Regions from separate parts of the Homo sapiens genome. Here region 1 is linked to region 2. Evidence: read pairs that join two places in POLR2A ChIA-PET (ENCODE). Cell type or tissue: GM12878. All regions are shown on one strand. Links, peaks and the distances in the headings refer to the core of each region. The heading gives the core; the rest is flanking DNA. Region 1 overlaps ITPR1 (inositol 1,4,5-trisphosphate receptor type 1). Region 2 overlaps ITPR1 (inositol 1,4,5-trisphosphate receptor type 1).

Region 1 (12,052 bases), core at 2,169-10,168, 340 kb after region 2:
ATAAAGGTTTAAAAACCCTTTATGTGCAAAAGATATTAAAAAATGCAGATATGTTACAGAGCTGCTCTTTCTTAAATAGTAATTGTGAGAATTCTTGCCCTTTGTGGGAAAAAATTTTGAATTAAAAAATAAAAGCTCCATGAATGATTAATGACCAAGAAATCTTGTGATATTTTTTAAAACAGCTATGAAAGAATACCATTCACTAGTAAAAGTGCTAGAAAACACAAAAATTGCTCCATTACTTAGAGGTTTTTTTTGTTTTGTTGTTGTTGTTGTTTGTTTTAGATTTTCTGATTCAAAAACCAGCAGACTCGAGCAACGATAGCTTAAATGTGGATGACTTTGGTCTAAATCTTTACTGTTATTTACCTCTTTGATTGTTTCGTTATGTATCAATCTGAGGGAAAAAAGTTCTTGTTAGGATATTAGTAAAATTATGGTTAGTGGTGTCACTTTTTCTATTATTGCCAAGAATGGTTGGTTAGGATTGCTATTCTAAGTATTATTTAACGATGCCTCTCATCTTGAAGTTTCCCCTCCCAAGAGATTCTGAACACTAAATGTGATTCTCTTACATTCTTATTCCAAGGAGGAGAACTAATGTAAGAACTTAAAAATCTTTTGCATGTTTTCTTCATAATGCAAAAGAGCAAATACTAAGAAGGGCTAACTTTCTTGAAAATATGACTGGCTTCCTATAGGACAGCGACCATTATTTGCTGTTGCTAGGAATACAAGAAGTGCTTGAAAATTCAGATCACATTAGCATGTTACAGCATTTGGCATTTTTCATACAAGAGGGTTATCTTGCTAACATTAACTGCTTAAGGACAGAAGGCATAACACAAGATTAGAATAACTGCCCAAAGTTGGAAAATGGAATATTAAACGACCCGTACTGCATCTATGTTCCTTATACTGTGCTGGGACCACAAAAGAAGACTAAGTCAACATCTGCCCTCTAGATCCAGGATCTAGCAAGAAAGACAAAGAAGTAGACCTCTAGCAATCTGATACAGTATGAATGACTTGAGGCATGAATAGTTTCATGGAGCACAAAGAAGTAGGTAGGTAGTGGTCCTGTGTGAAGTTTGCAGTGCAGAAGGAGTTTAGCTTTTATAATCTTACAAGCAGGTGACTTCTGAGCTGGCAGAGAAATGCAGTAGGGGGCTTCCCAGGAAAGGAATCAGCATGAGCAACGGCATGAAAATGCATGGCATGCTCAAGGAATGGCAGTATGGTCTGGTTAATTCCGTTCCTTCTTTCAGCCAACACATATGAAACACCTGTTTGCCAGGTGCGGCATTAGGTACTGGGGCTACAAAGATGAATAGATCCTCTTCTCTGCCTTCAAGAACTAAAAGTCTAGAGTGGGAAACAAGTAAACAGATCAATTATAATTAAACTTGGTGAGTGTGTAACCGAGCTGTGAACACATTGCTCTGGGAATGGAGAAAAGGGAGTGATTTGTTCAATCTGATCTTCGGGAGAGGATTAGAGTAATTACCACAGAAGTCTTCTCAGAGGTGGTAATTCAGGAGCTTGGTTTCAAAGCCTGAGTAAGAGTTGGCCAGGTGAAATAGAGAGAAACAGAGCATTTGAGATCAACTCTAAGAATCTGAATTGTATCTATACATTGATAGTAAATCAACATATTTGTATTCAAGGGATGGTTTGGTTTCATTTCTCAGTATTTGAGGCTCATCATTCTGAACATGACTGATTTTATAGGGCTGTAGAAAATAACTGTGATTACTAGAATTTGCTAGCTGTTTAGAATCTGAGTAACCAAGACCTTCCTGTAACATGAAAGCAGCTTTTCAAAGACTATTAAGATGTGTTATAAACCAGAAATGTGGCATTTGTGTGCTGTCAATGAACTTTCCTTCCAGTGCCAGCCTTTAATCATTTAGAGGCAATACTGGTAGATTAAAATTTGCCCATTTCTACTGTATGCCTCGTGTTTTCATGAACAGTCTTTCAGATGTCTGGCTGTATCTGACTTGTAAAGCTACACTATTCTTTGCTTCTTGTTTAGATGAGTCAAAAGGAGGAATGCTGAAATTCAAGCTAGTTTCTACATTTGTATAGATGTGAAGAACAGCATTACTACAACTGTTTATCCTTAGCTACATGGGAATTTTGAGGTTTGGTTTGGGTTTTTTGCTTTGTTTTGTTTTTGAGACGGAGTCTCCCTGTGTTGCCCAGGCTGGAGTGCAGTGGCACGATCTCAGCTCACTGCAGCCTCCACCTCCCAGGTTTAAGTGATTCTCCTGCTTCAGGCCCCCAAGTAGCTAGGATTACAGGCATGTACCACCATGCCTGGCTAATTTTTGTATTTTTAGTAGAGATGGGGTTTTACCATGTTGGCCAGGCCGGTCTCGAACTCCTGGCCTCAAGTGATCTGCCTCCCAAAGTGCTGGTATTACGGAGTGAGCCACCATGCCCAGCCGTTTTGAGGATTTTTAAATGTACTATAAATGAGACATCTCACACTACTCAAAATAGATGTTTCAATATTAGAATTTTGAATACAGTTACCATAGATTTTTTTTACTCAAGAGTCAATTTTGTTTCAGATGTCCAGAGAGACTATTATCTGACAAAAATGCTAAGGATAGACTTTGGTCATTATATTTGTTTTGATGTAGGTAAGAGTAACAGACAATAATGATGCCTTATAACAAGATATATAGATAGTACGTGTGAATGTATGTAGGTGGGGTAGGTAAGTAGATAAGAAGAATTGAACTAATAAAACCAGAAATTATGTGAGAATATGCACTAAGAGGCTGGAGAAACCTAAGCGTCCAGAATTGTTGGCCTCAGTTTCTTATAGGTCAGATTTAGTCCTTCAGGGTTTTGAGGGGTTTTTTTTTTTTTTTTTTTTTGGTTCTCTTGTAATTGGATGATGACTGCTACTAAAAGGCCAAACACTTTAGCAGTTGCCCAATTCCTTCTCCTTTAGCAGTCACTTAAATGGCAGTGATGTTGACTTAAATGACAGCCATTCTGTCTAAAAGGCCATGGTTAATCAAAAGAGTATCAGTCAAATGTGTGTGCCTACTATATGCTCAGTTGCAGACAATCTTCTCCAAGAGCTTCCCTCATTTGAGAAAAATAATATATGTACACAAATTACTTTTTTTAAAAAAAGTGTTCAAGTATATACTCAAAATGATCTTGTCCGATTTTGGAGATTATCAGTGAAAAACCTCTTCTAGAGCAGTGGTTCTCAAAGTGTAGTCCCCAGACCGGCAACGTCTACATCATCTGGGAAATCGTTAGAAAAGCAGATTCATGGGACCTACCCCAGACCTACTGAGTCAGAAACTCTGTTTCTGATCTGTGTTTTAACAAATGTTCTGGGTGATTCTGGCGCATGCTGAAGTTTGAGAACCATTCTTCTAGAGAAACAGAAAAGAACATTAGATGTGTAGTTGGTACTTAAAATTATCAGGAATATGACTACCTGAGCAAAGAATTGGCCAATAACCCACATCAGTGGGGAGCCTTAAGGATAGGGACGGAGGGAGGGTGGGCGATGGGATCACTTATGAAGACAGATGAATAGGGCTGCTAACTGAGGAGGCATCAGGCCGCGGCTGTGGAAGTGAAAAGGAAGCCAGGCCACCAACTGAAGACTCCTTTGTTGTAAAGTTTCAGAGGTTTCTTCAAGTTGAAGAGAAAGACTAACTGACAAATTGAAAAGTCAAGGAGAGCTGATGTAACAAACAGGGATGAAAATACGCATACTAAAAGGTCATCTCAAATACAAGTAGTTATTTAAAGCAAAATTACAGGGGAAAAAAGTCTTAATGGCCAACTTTGACATTCAACTTTGAGTTGAAAGATTTCAGCAGCTTTAAATATAAGCTTTGAGTAAAGTATCCTTCAATAAGGGTTGAGCAGACCAAGATTTTTTTTTTTTTTTTTCCAAGACAAGATCTCAGTTGCCCAGGCTGGAGTGCAGTGGCATCATCACTGTTCACTGCAACCTCCACCTGCCAGGATCAAGTGATCCTCCCACTCTTAGCTTCTCAAGTAGCTGGGACTACAGGTGCACGCTACCATGCCTAGCTAATTTTTTTTCCCCTTTGGTAGAGATGGGGTTTTGCTACGTTGCCCAGGCTGGTCTCGAACTCCTGGGCTCAAGCAGTCTGCCCACCTCAGCCTCCCCAAGTGGTGGGATTACAGGCGTGAGCCCGCTGCACCTGGCTGAGCACACCAAGATTTCTAAATCAATTTGAACACTTGAGATTATCCAAATTTAGCTAAGTTGTATTGGATTCCCTCTCAAGGTTACCTGCCAAGGGAAGGGTTGTGGGAGAAAAATCTGAGCTAAACATCTGAACTATCAGGTAGTAAGATGAATGAATTACTGGCATTTTAACCTAATTGTGAATTTATTTCATGTGTCATATTAGGTTCTCCTTCCTGAGCCGAATCTGTGGATACAGTGTAGTGTGTAACACTTCCTTTAAAGATGTCACTCACCTAAGGAAACTTCAGGGGCTAGCTGGAATTTCCTAATCCAATTCTTAATTAAAAGCTTTATTAAAAGCTACCTTTTGGAAATACTAAGTCCTTGTAAGTCTTCTCATCTAAATTATAACAGAGAAAGCATCTCCACAGGAGCCTAAAAATAGTATTTTGATTTGAGAGGATAATGCTAGTTTTGAAGAAGAAAAAATAACCACATTGAAATTGAACCTAGGTAAATTAGTCTTGTTTTATGTTCTCTCCAGATATTTTGTACCAAAAATGAGTTCATGTGAAAAGTGAGATTAAGTGTCACATCTACTATGTGACAGATGCTATGCTAATAAATTTGCGTATAACCTCGCAATTCTCCACCAATCAGCTAGGAATTATCATCCTGATTGTATGGATGAGAAAACAGACTTTGATAAGTTAAATGACAAAACCATAAGAAACTAGATCTGATTCCAAAGCCTTTATTCTTTTTACCCTAATTCCTCTACAATTTTAGGAAGCTAAAAACATAGGAGTAGGACCTTAACCCACTTGCAGACAACAATTTTCTTGAATATATATTCCGTATAGCCTTTTTATCTCAGTTGACTTGAATGCTCACCCTAAAATCCAAAACTAAGACTAACTGGGTTAAGGAAAATCTTAATACAGAGACAGAAGTAAGTATGCCCTAAAATACCTAGAACAGGTCTAGAGACCCATCAACATGAGAATATATTTAGTTCAGCAACCAAATGAATAGAATCGGCTTCTTGTTTGGGATTTTGAAAGTACTTTTTCATTTGAACTAGTCTTAGGCAATGGTCTCGCCTGACCTTCAGCGAGCCTCAGTGTCTACTGGGTGGCAAGAAATAGATACCGTGAATGGTCACAGCATTATTTACAGCATTTAATCATTCTGGACCTCAAAGAGATTTGAGAACATTTCTCATTTTCCTAGTTATGGTAGGTAATTTTTTTTTTCTCTAACCAACTACTCAAGAGTCATTGAAGAGAAAAATCAGGACCCACTGAAAGTGTGGACACGAACCCTCCCTCTCAAACCTAGGATTCTAAACACTGCTTTTCTTGTTAGTATGGCGTGTTGTTACTATCGTACAAAGCCACCATTTTCCAATGAGTCTTCAAATCATTTGGAAGTGCATTTGGGAAACAAGAAAGAATCCTGTGCTTTTATTGTTTTTTGTTTCTTTATGAAACAAGTGGCAAGCAATACTTCTGAATGTTACATTGCATGACTAGGTCACAGAATTTCCCATTCTGCCTAAGAAGATGCCTTTTTTGAAGTGCTGTGTGTTTGATATAGCGATGGTACACTATTTGTAGAAAGTGGGTTTCAGTATAAACCATAACCACAGAGGTAAATCTATGGTTCAGTATGCGATTTGACGTACAGGAAGTATCTGGGTCTAATGATGAAACTTTTTAACTTTCCAGATGACAGAACAAAGGAAGCAGAAACAAAGAATTGGTCTTCTAGGACATCCTCCTCACATGAATGTCAACCCACAACAACCAGCATAAGCAAATGAAAGAAAGGAATTGTATTTACCTTTTATAATTATTATTAGTGTGGGTATGGCTAATGAGTTCTGATTCACCCACGAAGGTTACATTTATGCTGAATACATTTGTAAATACTCAGTTTTATACTGTATGTATATGATTGCTACTCTAAAGGTTTGGATATATGTATTGTAATTAGAATTGTTGGCATGATGACATTTCATTTGTGCCAAAAATATTAAAAATGCCTTTTTTGGAAGGACTAACAGAAAGCACCTGATTTGCACTTGAACCAGATTATAGATTTAAAAGTATATGACATGTATTTTGTATTTAAAACTAGAATAGCCAGTATTTATGTTTTTTATAAAACTGTGCAATACGAATTATGCAATCACAATACATTTGTAGCTCCCGAGTGTCCTAAAGGGAGTGCACTTCTTTGAAGCTGGTGTGTTAATACTATGTAATAAATGGTTAACTTTCAAATGATGCTGCTGCCAAAATTATATTAATAGTGAGTTTCAGGCCCCTGGGCATTTTGTACCATGTAATTATCCTCTGGTGATGCTGTTTCTCGTTAGTGGCAGTAGTGCCTCCGTCTCCTAGTGATAATGCTCCAAGTCTATGAACTGTTAAATCAGCATTCATTTTAAGAAAAGCAACTTTAGTTTCAAAGATACTTTTAAGCTTCTAAATTGATCATTTAAACTATTTCTTTAAATAAGAGAGCCAAATTAGAGGCTCATACTTTAGCTTGTGAAGAAGATAATGAATTTTTTAAAGGGAACTTTCTATGCAATGTTCAGGATAAATGCATACTGCTGGCCAATCAGTGTCATCTCCTGGGTAAATTTTGATGTCGCATTATAAAGACATGCATAATTGATGGTTTCTAGATTATCTAGTCCAAACAATAGAGTTTATTTTTTCTTCATCTGAACCAACATGCTACAGTAGCTAAGAAGTATTAAAACTATATACATCCATATAAAGATGAAATATGAACTATCTCATTAGAAGTCATAGTTGACCACAGACATGTTATTCTTCTGAAAGAGCCACATTTTGGTTTTATTTCTTGTCACATGATTTCTTTTCTTGATGGATGAAAAATATGAAAGGAAACTTTTATATCTGTTGCCTAGTTTTGTACATGGATCTCATTTTACAAGAGAATCTCTCTGCAAAAAAAAAAAAAACAGTTTAAAAATGCATTGAAAGCAGAGTTCTGAAATGAGTAAAGTTTGTAAATGCATATATAAAAATATTTAATAAATGATGCAGAATATACAGTGACTGGTTGGTGGCTTTCATTTGGCATTTGTGACTTAACTGCTATTCCATTTATGTACTTTCTTTAGGATCAGTTTGAAGTACAGTCGGTTTGATTACCAGGTTAATTCAGAAAATGTTTACCTGATTATTTAAAAAAACACTTGCTGTTGTTATGACAGCTCTGAGGAGAATTATTAGAACAAACATTGGGGAGTATTTAGTACAACATTCATTCATTCTTCTGGATTAGTGACTGCCAGCCAGGCTGTCGGGAGCGCCCTACTAAATCTCCTGTCTCTTCTGCTTTTACTGGGGGATCTTTAATTTGCTGTGTGCCATGTGGAAGTATCGGGAACAGCTGAAATTTGTTTTAGTTCATGCCCAGTGGTCAGGGTCCTTCAGCAAAGTGTAAAATGTTTTTACAGAGCCACCTTGCCTGTCCAAACGTAGTAAAACCTGTTCCCTCCTCAAATCAGTGCTTGCCCTGGCTGCTTTTTTTGACACTAATTTTCTCTATGCTTTGGTAAATAATACCACCCAATGTTGGGAACTAGGTCAAGATTAAATTCCAGTTAAATGGCTAGTTTTGTAACTAATGCTTCTACTTTATAAATTTGATAACTTAAAAACAAATTAATTTTTTCCAGTCAGTGCAGCCTGTCTCCACAAAATTTTTCCATCGTAAGGCAAGCCTAAGACAGATACCTACTTTTATCTGTAAGCAAAATGGCAATCTATGCTAACCCCCACAATGCACACATTAGCTAGCAAGGACTTGCTTTTCCCCTGGGCTTTCTCTTTGATCTCTCACACTGCCCAACGAGATGTGGCAGTGTGTGTGGTTTGTCTCCCAAGTCCCATCCAGTTCATTGGAAAGTTCTGCATTGACATGCCAAGTTGCAGCTTTTACAGGTTTGTCATGTTCCATTTGAATCCTGTCACTTAAGATATAAATCTTCATTCAGTGTGCCAGCTTCAGCAGAAAATAAACGAAATTGGAATGCCACTCCTCCCTCCATGCAGTAGATCCTACCCTTGCCGTTTGGGTGTGAACACTAAAGCTAGTAGAATTGAAACATACAATTTGAAGTGAAAACTCCGGGGGCCTTTGATGTGTAATTGTAATTCTGCCTGCTTCCTTCACATTGTGCCTTTCCAACACCTCTATTTTAAGATCAAGGTCCAAGTCACCTTCAAAGTTACCTACCCGGATGAAGAATTAGTGTTATCAGGGTGAAAGTATGGTAGTACTCGCTAACATGAGAGAAAGCCAATGTTACTTAATTAAGCCATTTTATTTAATATTAACAGTTTGCTACAGCACCAATTCAAGTTTCAAGCATCTGCAAATTTCCCTAACTAATCCATCTGTTAAAGGGTCTGGGAAATTCCATTCCACTTCTCTAACATTTGTGGGATCTTACCCTTTCCATGCCCCTAAAATTGTGTAGTGATTACCCTGTTTCTCTCTACAAGTAAAGCTTCCACTCTGTTTGCTGTCGTCCTGAAGGTCTAAATGATATTCCATCCACCCTGTTCAGTTTTCTCCTAGTGCTGTATTTATCTGTATTTACCCTGCCCCCAACATACAAAATATGACTTTAATGTCATTCTTTAAAGATTTGATACTATTCACTTAGTTTGCTTTCAAGTTCATGTTCCTTATTCATTGTTCTTCATTCAGCCAATTTTTTTTTATTTGGTTGCCCTTTCTGGAAATCAATTGCTTGATTTTGCTCCTGTAAAATGTGCTCTTTCACTGCGTTTCACTGAGCACTTCCTAATATAAATTCTAAAGCAAGCATCCTTTGTCTATGGACGCTAGTCAACAACTCAGCCTTTGCAGCAGCAAACTATACAGAGCTGTTTGTCTCCCAAGTCCCATACAGTTCACTGCAAAGTTCTGCATTGACATGCCATGTGCTAGTGGGAAATTACTAAGATCTCTAGAGTAAATTAAGAAAATAACCTGTTAAAAACTCAATTGTAGATCTCTGTATACTCCTACTATAGACGGCTTGGATAAAGCCTTAATGGGCAAAGGCCTGAAAGTTTCTGATAGTTATTTTAAGGCTAATAATGAGACCCTTAGCCTGACTTTTGAGCGGCAGGGAGGGAAATTTACTCCTTCCAAACTGTTACAATCATAACTACATACTTATAGAAGCAGAGTTGGGTTTTTGCCAAAACTTTTTCGCCAAAACTTTTTTTTTTTTTTTACAGATTTTGATAACATACGTGCTTGTTAGAAGACAAATTATATGACAGTAAAAGTCACCTTTACATAAGACAGAATAACAAAGGACTGTTATTGAAGGCTCTTGAGACACTGTACAGCAGAAGTGAAACTTATTTTAAATAAGATAAGAAATTGAGCCCTAAAGAAGTAAAGTAACTTGTCCAAGGACTCAGCTCCAGAATAAATAAAGATCTCCTGACTAAGCAAAATACAGAGAGCTCTTCCCACTTGCTATCTCCCTTCCAGAGTGGGGATATCAGTAATCAGTTTCCCTTAACTGTTCTCCCTTTACACAAAGCATTCATGCAGAACTTTATTTTGTCCTACATGTGGAACAATACAGATTGATTTGTTTTTTCTTTTCAAATCTCTTTCATGAGATGATGGATCTACACATTAGAAAGTATTGACTCTGAATATTTTGTCAAGACCGAAAACTTTGTGGCAAAGATAAGGAGTGAGTGAGCTCCTGAAGTCTTTATCTTTCACAACTACAAATCTCTTGTATATAGCTCTTATATAACTGCATTTTTCAAAGGGAGAATCCGTCCTCGGCCCAATCAAGGTGGCTTCTTCCTAGGGAGCATGTGCAGGTGCACACTGGTGTCCTCTCCTACCACAGATGTCAGTGTTCATTGGCAAACTCTGCCTTGGTCTTGTTCCTTACACTAATAATTTAACAATCAACTAGAATGTTGGAAAATCCCCATAAAGATTTCAATTTTACAGAAAGTACCCAAAATTCCACTAGTTTTGCATCACAAAGTAGTGGTTGAAGTAAAGTTTTGAGTAAAACGCCGTGTGTGTGGTTTTTGTGGGTGGTTGCAGCTCAGAACAACGTTTAGGCCTCATCAATCATCTGACAGGAGAGAGTATGATGGCAATTTATAATAAGATGATTATAATTATCATACACATTTTTCCATCTTTGGTATCATATGCCACATTAAGCAACTCTTACAACCTAGAGGCCAATTCAGAAGCATAACAAGCCTTCAGGTCTGGAACCAAAAAAGTCTACCAAAATCAAGAAAATAAAAAGGTAGATCACTGGTGGGTGTTTACATTTGGTCAACTCAGACAATGCTATGGAGTCTCCAGCTGCTGGTATTTTAAACTCATTTGGTAAAACAAATCTCTAGCTTACTAGGGCAAGACATTAAAAAAAAAATTACCAAAGGAACATCTTAAAATACTTTAAGGTCATGACAAACCAGTGTGAAAGAGAATCCTAACACCTAGAAGCGAAACTGCATCATCCACCCAGCTTGGAGAGAAAAAAGAAAGCCAAAAACCACTATAGAATAAGAATGCAGAGTTTGAGAAAACCCCTAAGGTGAATTCTGAACAACAACACAAAGAGTCCAACAACATAAGAAGTGCACACTGTACGCAAGAACCACTAACGGAAAGAGTTTGCCAGCACATTTATAATGACCTCACAATACATGGTTGGTCCCAGGTAAATGGAACTTCAGACAATCCAGGAATTTCACCTATTTACTCCTGAGCATAAGTCACATACTTATCACCTATGGTATCTCATAAAGTCTTGTAAGAAGCTTTTTGTAAAAGTTCTCTGCAGAAAAACAATTAAGGTTTGGTATAAAACTGGGACAAGGAGACCTGAACCACACAAGGCTTAGGTGCTAGGTCTATGTCAGAGTCCACATGGCAACATGGTGGAATGGAAAGAACATGGGCCTTAAAGTGGATAAGAATTCTAATACCATTTCTGTCACTGAAATGTTATAACTTGGAGCAAGTTACTAATGATTTTAATGTGCAGTTCCCCCCTTCTCAAGAGTAGAGATGCTACCACGTACTTCTTTGGGCAGTAATGGGCATCAAGAAAGATAATCTATACCAAGAGTCTGGCATATACCTGATACGTTACTTCCCATTCCTTTGCAACATGACCATTTCCTTTTTTTCATACCTATCCACAATCTCAGCTAACTATTGCATGACCAAAAGCTTCTTTCTGTTCCCACTAAATGGGTCTGATGTTATTACTGCGGGATCCTAAATCTACATGTCTTAACATGACATATTTGGGCCACATCCAGTCATTTTAAAAACTTTTATCTTTCTATCCAAAGTACGTTTTAACTATCAGTTTGAACTGAATAAATTCATAAAGAAACCTCTCATACAGCTTATGACTTCCAGATAACTATCCTCATATTTTTTAGCAGTGCTGGATTCAAATCTGACTTCTTTTCTTAAAATAAATCTTGGGCCAGGCACAATGGCTCACGCCTGTAATCTCAACACTTTGGGAGGCCAAAGTGGATGGATCACCTGAGATCAGGAGTTCGAGACCAGCCTGGCTAACATGACGAAACTCTGTCTCTACTAAAAATACAAAAATTAGCCAGGTGTGGTGGCGCATGCCTTTAGTCCCAGCTACTCAGGAGGCTGAGACAGGAGAATCACTTGAACTCGGGAGGCGGAGATTGCAGTGAGCCAAGATTGTGCCCCTGTGCTCCTGCCTAGGCAACAGAGTGAGATTCCATCTCTAAATAA
Region 2 (12,052 bases), core at 2,222-10,221:
GTCAGGAGTTTGAGACCAGCCTGGCCAACATGGTGAAACCCCATCTCTACTAAAATTACAAAAAAAATTAGCTGGGCATGATGGTGGGCACCTGTAGTCCCAGCTACTTGGGAGGCTGAGGCAGGAGAATTGCTTGAATTCAGGAGGTGGAGGTTGCAGTGAGCTGAGATCGCACCACTGCACTCCAGCCTGGGGGGCAGAGTGAGACTCCATCTCAATAAAAAGAAAAAAAGAAAAGCCCTTTATTGCAGAGGGTGACGTGAGGACCATGTAGAGATATTAAGCATTTCCTTTTGATAGCTTTTGAGGTGTTGTTCAGTACAAATCTCTGCAGGACATTTGTCTTGGGAAACTGTTGAGTATTCATAAAAGGGAGTGGAAAAATCAGGTAGTGAAACCAAGCTGCTTTCAGGTCATATTGGTATTGCCCTGGTGAGCCACAGGATGGGGACTCCGCAGTACCGAGTGTTGACTGCTTCTTGGGTAAGGGGCAAAACATGGAACATCTGTGCATCTGTTTCCTCTTCTGTAGAATAGGTGTAAAAATAAAAATACCTGCTTCGGGTCATTGCTGCCGAGTTGTCTAAAAACAAATGTTTGCAGAAGGCGTTACAGATAAAAAAACAAAGCAAAACCTATCTATGTCCTAGAGCAGTGGTCTCAATGGGGACAGGGAGAGTGATTTGTGTCCTCCAGGGGACATTTGGTATCGTCTGGAGATATTTTTGGTTGTTCTATCTGGCAGGCAGGGGTGGGGTGCTACTGGCATTTTGTGAACAGATCCTATGGTGCACAGGATAGCCCCCCACTCCCCTGCCCCACCACACACACACGCAACGGAGACCTCTCTGCCCTAGAATGTCAGTAGTGAACCGGTTAAGAAACCCTGTCCTTGAGTGAATTTTTCTGGCTTGGTGAGACTTTTGTCTCTCTCTGAGGATATTGACCTAACTTCATTTGCTGGTTTTTTGAGGTTTGGGCTATGTGGGCAGAGGGGTGTCTCTTCAGGCTGGGACTGACTTCAACTTTTTAACAAAATAAGCACCCTCCCCCTCTCGCCCCCTCCCAAAACCAAAAAACACTGGCCTTGGTATCTGGAGCCCTGTGGTCTATCTTTGGGCACTCATCAGCTGTGTGACCTCCAAGAAATCACTAGGCCTCAGGTTTGTTTTTTCTACCCGTAAATTAAAGAGTTTTAGCTAAATGCCCTCCACTCACCAAATCTGCAGCTCTTTGCCTTGGAAATATTGAGCTTTTGGTTGGCTTCTCTTACTTTGGCCTTGAAGAATAGAAGCCATGAGACCAAATGTCAGTGCGGGCATCTTTTTTTGAGAAATAACTTTGTAGATATTGTACCTGGTTGGGGAAAAGGTTATTTAGCAGACATGTCTGAAAAAGCGAGTAGGTTTATTTTTGTGTGTGTATGTGTGTTGCGGCGGGGGGAATGGAGAATGAGCAACGTTGTATTATACTAGAGAATCACTCCTCTGAACTTCAGATTTACAGCTGCTGTTTCTGGGAGGCCATGAAGGGCCTTGCTTAAAGATGAAACTTCTGAGTTGGTGACTTCCTTTGGGACTGCCTGAAAACGAAAGCATAATACAATTTTCTATGCTCCCAGAGAAGTGCTTTTTGCAAGAGAATAAATTATCTGATGATGGGGACATGCTGCATTTCTGAGGACGATCTGATTAGCAGCTAATGGGACAAGAAGGCAAGGAGGGGGAGCTGTGTGAAAACGTGTGGGGAGGAGGGTGGCATTATGTCCAAGTCAAAAATGTGCTGTTCCTCCTCATTTCACAATAAAGATGATATCGCCAAGCATCTTTGCTCAAAGGAAGTCCAAAATTAACCCTGAGTGCCCAGGAACAGGAGCAGAGACTGTTGTAAAGGGAGCCTTTTTCTCCCTCTTGAAAAAGTCAACCGTAAATGCGTTAGGTTTTCTCTACCTCGTATTTACAGCCATATTACCATATATGTACCTGGGTGAGGGCATCGCAGGGAGACTTGTGCTCACTCTGTAGGGAGTTTCCTTGGCCTCTTGCCAGGAGATTGATCAAATGCCAGCACCTCTTCCTTTTTCTGGGCATACTCCTTTTTTTTTTTTTCCTGTGAAAGACCTCATGGTTTGCCAGGCTCGGCCCATCGTTAACCTGCCCTGCTGGGTGCTGCTTGACCTAAAAAGTGAAACGGTGCCTTTTTGTCTTCGTCCTTATCCTCGGTTCTGAGGGGCCAACTGCCTTATGGCCTCTTGGCTTGCCAGGTGCTTTGAGCAAAAGCCCTGTGTGTAAGCCCCTCTCTTTGCTGCCTAACTTTAAAGGAAGCTTTTTTCCCCTTGTTTTTGAGAAGGAGTCTCATCTGTCGCCCAGGCTGGAGTGCAGTGGCATGATCTCAGCCCACTGCAACCTCCACCTCATAGGTTCATGCGATTCTCCTGCCTTGGCCTCCCAAGTAGCTGGGACTACAAGCACAAGCCACCACGCCTGGCTAATTTTTGTATTCTTAGTAAAGACGGGGTTTCGCCATGTTGGCCAGGATGGTCTCAAACTCCTGACCTCAAGTGATCCACCCACCTTGGCCTCCCAAAGTGTTGGGATGACAGGCATGAGTCACTGTGCCTGGCCTAAAGGAAGCTTTTTGATTTTTATTATTTTTAAAGCAAGCAGCAAGAAAACCAGCACCAAAGGACGTTGGCAAGGGCCTTTTGTTTTTTAGGAGGTGGAGGTAGTGTGGATATGCCAAGAAAGAATGGGGAAGGCTGATGGACTTGTTGTTGGCTCCATTTTTTAGCAGAAGAATGACTGTCCAAATGCAGGTGCTTTGGGGCTAGGTGGCAAAGCTTGACGACTGGAGGATAGACGCAAAGGGTGCTGTGTGAGTGAGATGCTGGCATTCACTCCTCACCTGGCTGTGCTTTGGTGGTTCTGGTTTTATTAGGAATAGTGGGGAAAACATTGTTGGAGTTGGCATTGACATGTTGAGGTCAGTACATCTCATGTGTCCCTTTTGTATATTCACTTGTCATTTGGACTTTGCTGTTTGGCAGAGCTGATCCTCTGCTGATTATAAGCCTAAGAAGTTTAGAAAGAGTAGTTTATGAGAATAGAAAATAGAACAGATTAGAAAGTAGAATTATAACAGCCAATAGGAATGCTTCCTCCGTCCCCCTTTCTCTGTGCTAAGTAAGCATATTTTCTTTTTCACAATTAATTGTCAACATAACTATGAGATAAGCCCTCATTATCCCCATTCTGCAGATGAGGAAATTGAGGGCCAGATAAGGGAGGTAACTTGATTGACTTCCCATTACATTTAGAATAGAAGGCCAACTTTTTACCCTGGCTTGTGAAGTCCTACTGGCTCTATCTTCTCTACCCTGTCTTTAGCCTGTACTTTCTTCCTTTCCCCATTAATGCTGCAGACATTGGGCTGGCTTTCTGTTTCTGGAATTTGCTAAGCTCTTTTCTGCTTTATGGCCTTTGTACTAGCCGTTTACTCTACCTAAAATGCTCTTCCGCCTGATTTTTTTTTGCATGACTGCCTCTATCTTGACTTTCAGGTCTTCGCTTAAACATCTCATCTTGTTTTTTCTGACCAGCCAAAATTGCATTGTCACTTAATCATATCACCAGTTTTAATTTTTTGCATATACTCATCACTATCTGATTTGTCTTGCTTGTTTTATCTGTTTGTTTCCTGTCTGTCTGCCCTCACTAGAATATAGGTATCACGGGAGCAGGGACCTTGTATGTCTTGCTTTGATCTGTATCCCCAGTACCTAGTATAGGGGTGGCATATAGTAGGTATCAATAAATATGTTCGATAAGAAGGAAGATTTAAGTTTCACATGGAACAGTTCACTTTCTAGAGCCCTGGCTGTTCAGTTTTATATTTTGCATTTTCATCCTGTTATATAAAGTTTCCAAACTTATACAGTGAGAGTCCTAAGCACACAGTCATTGCCAGGACAACTCTTAAAGAAAAGTTTATGGCAGCAGTTTTCAAACTTCTGGCTCTCAGGAGCTCTTTTCATGCCTAAAAACAATTCAGGACCCTAAAGAACTGTTGATGTGAGTTACATCTGTCTGTATTTACAATGTTAGAAATTAACACTGAGAAAATGAACACTGAAAAAATATTTTTAAAAACCAATTACACATTAACGTATTGACATATTTTTAATGAACAATAAGAATATTTTCCCAAACAAAAATTTTGAGAAGAGTAGCAATTTTTTTTTTTTTTTTTTGCGAATCACTTTGAGGTCTGGTTTCACAGAACATAGCCGGATTCACAGATCATATATCTGTTTCTGTCTTCAGTCTGTTGTTACATCATGTGCCTTGCAGCCTCTGGAAAACTTCACTGTACATGTGTGAGAGACTGAGTGAAAATGAAAATAATGCCCCAATGTTATTGTGAAATAGTTTTGACCTTGAAGTTTCCCTGACCCTTGGGCCACCAGCTCCTAGAGTACATAGGTAATTTGAAATGTGGGGTTGTGGCATGGAACATTAGAGAGAGGGAGAAATTGAAGGCTTAAGTGACAGGGTGCAATTGACCATCTCTAAGTCTGGGTATTGTATGAGATCTTTCTGTTCAGAAAAAAATGCATGGGGATACTTTTCAGTTGTTTTTGTGAAACAAAATTGCTTCCTAAAGTTCCTCCTGAAATGCAAAGAAACGCTGAGAATGTGGAAGCTAGTGGTACTTGTCCTACGTTCATCTTTTTCTTATGAGCAAGATTATACCAAGCAGTCCAGAAGTTCTGCAGTGGGATGGGTCATTAAAAAATTATAAAGCATAGGTTCCTCTCTGTGTCTGAGAATAGCAGCTTCAAGTGTAACTTCCTTTATAACTGTTAGTCTCCAACACTTACTTTGTTCTTTTTGTAGCTTTTGGCCTCAGATGAAGTTGTGTCCTACAATAGAAATTAGATTGATGCTTATTGCTCTTAGGTTCTGTCATAACTGGTGTTTAAGGAACCAGGATAGAAGCTTTTAATAATAGATGAGCTATATTCTGTGCTAGCCAGCTTCACTGTTTAAGGAGGTTAAATGATTACAAATTCAGGCTTCTGGGGAGTGTTTTGCGTGTGTCTTGGGTCAGTGATATATAAGATTTTCACTGTTAAGGTAATTGTGTGGTAAAATACAGAGGAGCTTGGTCATCAGGAAATTAATGGTGCACTGTGGGGACGAGGCGAGGGGTTGCAGGCAGGCAGGGGATCCAAAGTACCTGACTCTCATGCTCAGAAGGGTTTCATTTAAGGTCAGACTGTCAGTGGGACTACCCTGCCACCCGATTACTGAAAGTCAGACTGTTCAGCCCCAGTGGCCAGGTGGCTTCATCTTAATTAAACGTAGGAGGCTTGCCTTTGTGTCTTGGTAAAAACTGGCAGGTCTGTGGTTTTGGGGTCCCTTAACTAGTATAAAGTCAATTTCTCATTTCCTCCCAAGCCTGTCCACCCTTGAAGATTAAGTGATCCCTTAGGTAACTTATTGGTTAATGAAGTGTTCTACTTTAGTCTCAGTTTCAGGAGTTGTTAACTTTTAAATTCGGAATTCTGTGTAGGCGAAAATCAAGGTTTTTTTTTTTTTTTTTTTTTAAATGAATGTAATGCAATTAGTTAAGTGTGTGCAGGAGAACTAATAGATGGAAAAATTTCAATAAGTGAGTTTTCTGCCACAGTCAAATGAGTGAGTTTTCTATCACACTAAAAGCTTTTAGAAAAAAAAAAATTCCAAACCTATCTTGAGCTGCTGCTTAAAATTAAATGAACATATTTCTTTTTTAGTGAGGTTGTGCTTTGGCCTGTTTTAACACCAGAGTGGAAGAGGTTCTAAATACTGAATTACTATCCCTTTGAAGAGGTTTCCACCACCCCCACTGCCAGCAGGGGACCTAGATTGATGTTAGAAGGCGGGGGAGTTGAGTTGAGGTCTGGCCAGCTTTGGTATTGTGAGTTTGGGTACTGAAAAACAACAGTACTTTGGAGATGCTGTCCAAGTATCAGCCACCTCGTGGGCTTACAGAGGATTTAAACATTTCTGGGATCTTTGTTTCTCCAGATGTATTTCCTAGAGTATTGACCAGGTAAGCAACATTCATCAAGTAGAGGAATCACAGGACAGAGGTGAGTGAAGACTTTGAAGGAACAAAAACGAATGTTTTCATTTCAGACTCATTCAGACATACAGAAAGTGAGCATAAAGGGCCAAGTATTGTGTTGACCACTTTATGTGGATTATTTGGTTTACTCCTCACAATGACCCTGAGAAATATGAAAGGTTGCCCCCTTTTTTACAGATAAGAGAGCTGAGGTTCAGAGAAGTTATGGAAGTTGCTTAAGGACACACAGCTGGTAATTTATGAGGCTGGAATTCAGACTCACATATTCTGAGTCTGTTTCCAAGTGTACACTCTTGTCAGTACTCCAAGCCATTTTGGACATGTGGAGGGGATGGTCAATGGGGATAAAAGTTAGAGTATCTTTCCAGGGATAAAAGTTAGATATTTTGTTTCTTGCTTCCAAATTTCTCATAGAAATCTATTGAAAAGGGCCAAGTAGGTTTCTGTTCTTGATCTAACACTGTAAATTTGGCTTTAATTTGTTTTGGAGAGCAGTCATCTAAAAAACAAACCAGGTGTGGTGGCTCATGCCTGTAATTCCAGCACTTTGAGAGGCTGAAGCAGGAGGATTACTTGAGGCCAGAGTTCAAGACCAACCTGGGCACCATAGTGAGACCTTGTCTCTACAAAAATAAGAATGAAAAAACTTAGCCAGACATGGTGGTACGCACCGGTAGTTCTAGCTACTCAGGAGGCTGAGGTGGGAGGATCACTTGAGCCTGGGAGGTCAAGGCTGCAGTGAGCTATGATTGCACCACTACCTTCCAGCCTGGGTGACAGAGTGAGACCATAACTCTAAAAAACAAAACCAGTATAAACTCTTCTAGGCAGCAGATACAATAGCACTAAAGTGACATTGAACCCATATTTGACTGCTTGCTCTATCCCAGGTACTACCAGGTACTAGGATGCAACAGGAAAGAAGACAACTGAGGTTCTTGCCCTCATGAGCTTGCAGTCTAGTGGAGAAGACAAACAAACAAGTGAATAAGCAATGTTAGGACAGTGGTAGTGGACCCAGGTTGCTGTATAGAAGAGTATGTTGGAAACGTATAACCCAGATCTGGGAGGTCGGAGAGGGCTTCCCAGAGGTGGAGACATCAAACTGGGGCTGTGAAGGTGAGTGGGAGTTAGCCACAAGTGGTGGTGGGAGAGGGAGGGAGATGTCTCAGGCTGAGAGACAGCATGTGCAAAGGCCCAGGGAACAGAGCATGGTGGGGGCCCTGGAAAAAAAATCATTATGGCTGGAGTATGGAGAGCAGGGCTCAAGGTAGGCAGGGCTAGATCATGAAGAGCTCCAAAGAGATGTTGGAAGGTTTTAAGCAGGGAAATGATATGGTCTGATTTATGTTTCTAAAATATCATGCTGGATGTTGTATGCCGAATAGATTGAGGAGGAAAGACAGATTCAGAGAAACGAGTAGGAAGGCCTTAGGGAGTCCAGTTGAGAAATGATACTGGCTGAGACTCAGGTTAGCAGGGGCAAGGGAACTAGAAGAATCAAGAGATATAGTAAAGCTTAAAGTCAGCAAAAATTGATGCTGGATTAGACTTTTTCATTCATTTATTCAACAGGTATTTACTGAATACCTACTATGTGCTAGGCATTGGTGTTTGGAATACAGTTGTGTATAAAACACATCACACACAGATCTCTAGAATACAGCATGTGCCTTGTACGGTGTCAGACAGGAATTGCACAAGTAAATGTGAACTTGTAACTGAGATGAAGGCTGGGAAGTAGAGATCCATGGTGTAGAGTTTATAAGAGTGGAATTTAACTTCATCTGAGGGGATGGGGAAGATTTTCTGGTGGAAATGGTAGTTGAATTCAGAGCTGGAGGGTGACTTGGCTATAATTAGAGCAAGGGGTGGGGTAGGGACGAGAGTGTTGTGGGCTTGAGAAAACAGCACAGGCAAGGGCCCTGTGGCAGGGAACATGAGAGAGGGAGGACTGGAGGAGCCACCAGGCTTTGCTGGTGGTCACTGAGAAATGGCTATGAAGGAGGAACAGGTTGGGCAGGCAGGTAAATTCTTTTTGGTACATTGAGATGCCGTGAGCCGCTAGGAGCAAAACTCTAGTAGCTGTGGGACATGAGAGACAGATTTGGGAATCCTCTTCACGTAACAGTGACTGGAGCCAGCAGAGTGGACGAGAAGACCAGGAAAGGTATAGAGAAGGCAGAGAGCAATACAGACGCTGAAGAGCAGCTCTGGCTTCTCTTCCCCAAGGAGATCTTTCTGCATTTATTTTTTTCTTTATTTGCACTTTTCTTGGGAATAGAATCAAATCTTCCCTGCCCCCCCTTTTTTTTTACGCACAGCTCAGGGAGCAATTTCAATAGAGGGCAAAGGGAAGCTCAGCCAGAGGGTGGTGTCAGGCTCAACAAAGCTGCCACAGCCTCCCTCTGCAAGAGTGTCTCCCAGAGGCAGTGATCTACCTTTCTTTGCCTTGGCCAAAGCCACCCTGGAAGAATCCTGTTTTAACAGGTGCTTGCACCCATCAGAATGGTGGTGGGTGGCGGTCTGATAGTACTATTATATATTGGTGGCATGCCTACTTCACGCCAGATGCTTTGCTGAGTGTTTATAAATACCGTCTTGCTGAACCTTATGTCAGCTTGCTGAGGTAGGTGCTCTTATTCTCCCCATTTTACAGCTGGGAAAAGTGAGGCTTAGGGAAGTTCTGGAACTTGCCTGAAGTTCTTCAGTGAGTAAGTGGCAGAGCTGGGGTTTGAACCTGGGCACTTTGACTCTGGAGCCTCAGCTCCTGCCTGCCATGGGCTGAGAGGTGCTTTTGAGGTCATTCTGCGTCAGGAATTGCGGGGAGGATGGTGATGCTTTGTGAAAAGAAGCAAAGCCTTAAGGAGAAATAATCTAGATAGCATTCACATATGCAGAGGTCTTAGATGCTTCAGAGGGCAGATGAATAGCAAAAGTTCTGGGAGGCGGCTATCCTTTGTGGGGCTAAGGGAGGGGACAGGAGTAATTGTTTTATTTTTTCACAGGCAGGGTCTTGCTCTGTTGCCCAGGCTGGAATGCAGTGGTATGATCACAGCTCACTGCAGCCTGGAGCTCCCAGGCTCAAGTGATCCTCCCAAGTAGCTGGGGTTACAGATGTGTACCACCATGCCCTGATAATGTGTTTTTATTTTTATTTTTTGTAGAAATGGGGTCTGGCTGGTCTCAAACTCCTTGCTTCAAGCCATCCTCCCACCTTGGCTGTTTAAGATGTGATGACAGGCATGAGCCACCGTGCCTGGTTTAGGAGTAATTGTCTGAACAAGGCTGTTTGAACAAAGAATAGGCTCTATTGCCCAGTGAGACCATCCATAGGCAGCGCGATGGGGAGATTTCATTATTGGGTGGGAGGTGGAATTACATGCTTTACAGGGTTCCTTCCAACTTTTATTCCATGATTCTGTGTTTTTTGAAAGGTTAGAATGCTCTGTGGCTGGCAGTTGAGTGTAATTCGCTATTGTTCACCTTTTTTCATCAGGGGAATTAGGAAGGATAAATTATCTTCCCTGAAGTAAAATCTGTCATCATGGGTCATATAGGAGTTCATTTGTTATGATACACATCTGATTTTTTAAACAGGGGATCCTTTACTGAGTTTAAATTTTGATGCCCTGGAATCTTTCAGAATTCCACTTATCTCTCGTGGAAGAAAAATAAAAATAACTAGCATAGATTAATTCAAGTATGTCAGCCACTGTACCAGGTGCTTTTCAAGCATTATTTCACCCATTGCTCACCACAGCCTCTTGAAGTTAAATTATCCCCATTTAACAGAGGAGGAAATGAAAGCAGAGAGGTTGTGGTGGGCTCCTAATAACAAGCTAGATGATAATAATAATAATAAGAGCTTAGGGGCAGAGAGCCAGGGTGGAGTGCGGGAGCTGAGCGCCTAAGCCTGCCCTCGTGTATGTCAGGCATGGCTTGTCAGCAGAGCCGAGCCCTCGGTGTCTGTAAGTGTTTGAAGTTCCGCAGCTCCGTGGCAGGTTGGCGCCAGCTCTGTTTTCTCTGAGGTGGTCCTTGTCATGGTGTGAGTGACATAGGAGCCCTGAGTGCAGCTGCTAGAAGTTCACAGGCACAAATGGTCCACGATCAGATAAAGAGGCGGGCTCTCCCACCCAGCTCTGAACAACAGGAAGTCTTCCAGAAGATTGCTCCTAGGCCCATCACTTCTGGGGCGGACTTTCCACCTCCACCCCTCCACACCACAGAGGCCTGTTCTGTTGACTTTCCCGGCCTTTGTTTTTCCTTCCAGGACATCACTGATAATTGCACTAAAACCTATCCTCCTCCCCCCATCTCCTTCCTCCACTTCACTAAGGCGAGGCCGGAGGAGATCTCCAGAGGTTTCTAGCCAGACCAGCAAGCTTTCTGCCCAGTCCTTTGTGAGGGGAATTATCACATGAGACCCCTGGGGAAGGATCTGTCCTCCCCTACTTTTTGGTTGTTTTTAATTGGGACCCCTGGCAGATTGCCCAGAGGATCATTAGCTGTGGTGGGTGGACTGGCCTGTGATTTCAGGGGGAGATGTAAAATGTAGCTAAAGGTTACTTATTCACTTATCTCGGCCACTTAATAAGTATCTTGGTTAGAAGATGCTTAATTTTTTTTCTGACTTATGGAAGTATTACAGAGCCATGGTAGAAAAATTAGAAAACAGAATTGTGCATAAGAAGAAACTCAGTTCTCCATAATCATCCGGAGTATAAGAACATTTAACATTTTAACCTGTGTTCCCAGGATCACTGTTGATAAACACCTCCACTGAAGAATCAGATAGACCTAGGTTGGGTGCGGTGGCTTTTGGCTGTCATCCCATTACTTTGGGAGGCTGAGGCAGGCAGATCACTTGAGGCCAGGAGTTCAAGACCCGCCTGTCCAACATGGCAAAACCCCATCTCTACAAAAAATACAAACGTTTAGCCAGGCATGGCGGTGGGTGCCTGTAATCCCAGCTACTCAGGAGGCTGAGGCGGGAGAATCGCTTGAACCTGGGAGGTGGAGGTTGCAGTGAGCTGAGATTGTGCCACTGCACTCCAGCTTGGGCAACAGAGCAAGACTCTGTCTAAAAAAAAAAAAAAAGTCTGATAGACCTGGGTTGTAACAACCCTGGTCCTCCTGCTTACTAATTTTATGTGATGTGGGGATCTTACCTCTCTGTATTACACCTCAGTGTCTTCAACAACAAAATGGCAATAATGGTAGTTCCTACCTCCTGCTGTGGTCATGAGGATTCACTAAGAGAACATTTGTAAAGCACTCAGCACAATGGTGGGCATGAGAAATCCTTGATAAATGCCAGCTATTATTATCAGAAAAGAAAATAATGCAGAACCGTGCTGTAGGAATGCAATGTCCAGACATCTATTGCAATGATCAGCTGCAAGCAACATGGGGTACATCATGCTTTGTCACTCGAGGACACTGAATTGTCTGCTTCTTCCCATTAAGGGCCTGGAATCTTTCAGTAAGGTATCCAGGTGGCGGTGATGGTTCACAAAACAGCAGGCATTTTCTGGCCTAGTCTCCACTAGGGCTGAATGCTTATCTGAAGGGTGATCCTGAAAGGAGAGCCTTAGTCACACTGGACAAGGCCCTAGTCCTCTTGCGGAGCACATACCTGCTCTTCTGCATTTGGAAATTCCCTGGTGTCCTTTCGGGATGCCAGGGTGTACAGACATAAATTTGGTCTGGTTCAAAATTCAAACAAATTGTCTTCTAATAATTGGTCTTAGAAGTATGCTGACTTCCTGACCCTTTAAGATAAAGCTTTATAATATAAGCGCAGAAGGGAAATATTAATCCCCCTTGATGTTTTCCATTTGTGCCGCCTTTCTGGATGCTGTTTAAAACATTGGTTTGCCTTTAAATATAAAATATGTAGTTACGAAGAATTAAACAA

Evidence for each region. Peaks named below come from ENCODE experiments on the same cell type or tissue, not always from the same donor. Only the 100,000 strongest peaks of a DNase experiment are listed, where the experiment ranks them.
Region 1: POLR2A ChIA-PET joins it to region 2 with 10 read pairs; 4 of 35 experiments call an interaction of 5 or more read pairs at or near these places.

Annotation. Positions count from the first base shown.
Region 1 is chr3:4,840,202-4,852,253 of GRCh38, forward strand. ITPR1 (inositol 1,4,5-trisphosphate receptor type 1) reads left to right here. Exons shown (of 62, transcript NM_001378452.1): 62 at 5,938-7,305. The coding sequence ends at 6,024. All of the region lies in intron 2 of LOC124906209 (a long non-coding RNA gene), which reads right to left. Among named protein-coding and RNA genes, the nearest start is that of EGOT, 95 kb to the left of the region's middle. RefSeq lists enhancers at 10,171-10,290, 10,691-10,750, 11,111-11,190. In GM12878, for the core only: no CTCF peak of the experiment used is centred there; a DNase peak (open chromatin) is centred at 5,860; H3K4me3 peaks cover 478 bases; H3K27ac peaks cover 2,237 bases.
Region 2 is chr3:4,502,869-4,514,920 of GRCh38, forward strand. The region is part of intron 2 of ITPR1 (inositol 1,4,5-trisphosphate receptor type 1); the gene reads left to right. Among named protein-coding and RNA genes, the nearest start is that of ITPR1, 16 kb to the left of the region's middle. RefSeq lists enhancers at 243-332, 1,429-1,568, 1,579-1,628, 1,789-1,878, 11,260-11,772. In GM12878, for the core only: no CTCF peak of the experiment used is centred there; DNase peaks (open chromatin) are centred at 4,403 and 5,353; H3K4me3 peaks cover 2,520 bases; H3K27ac peaks cover 2,003 bases.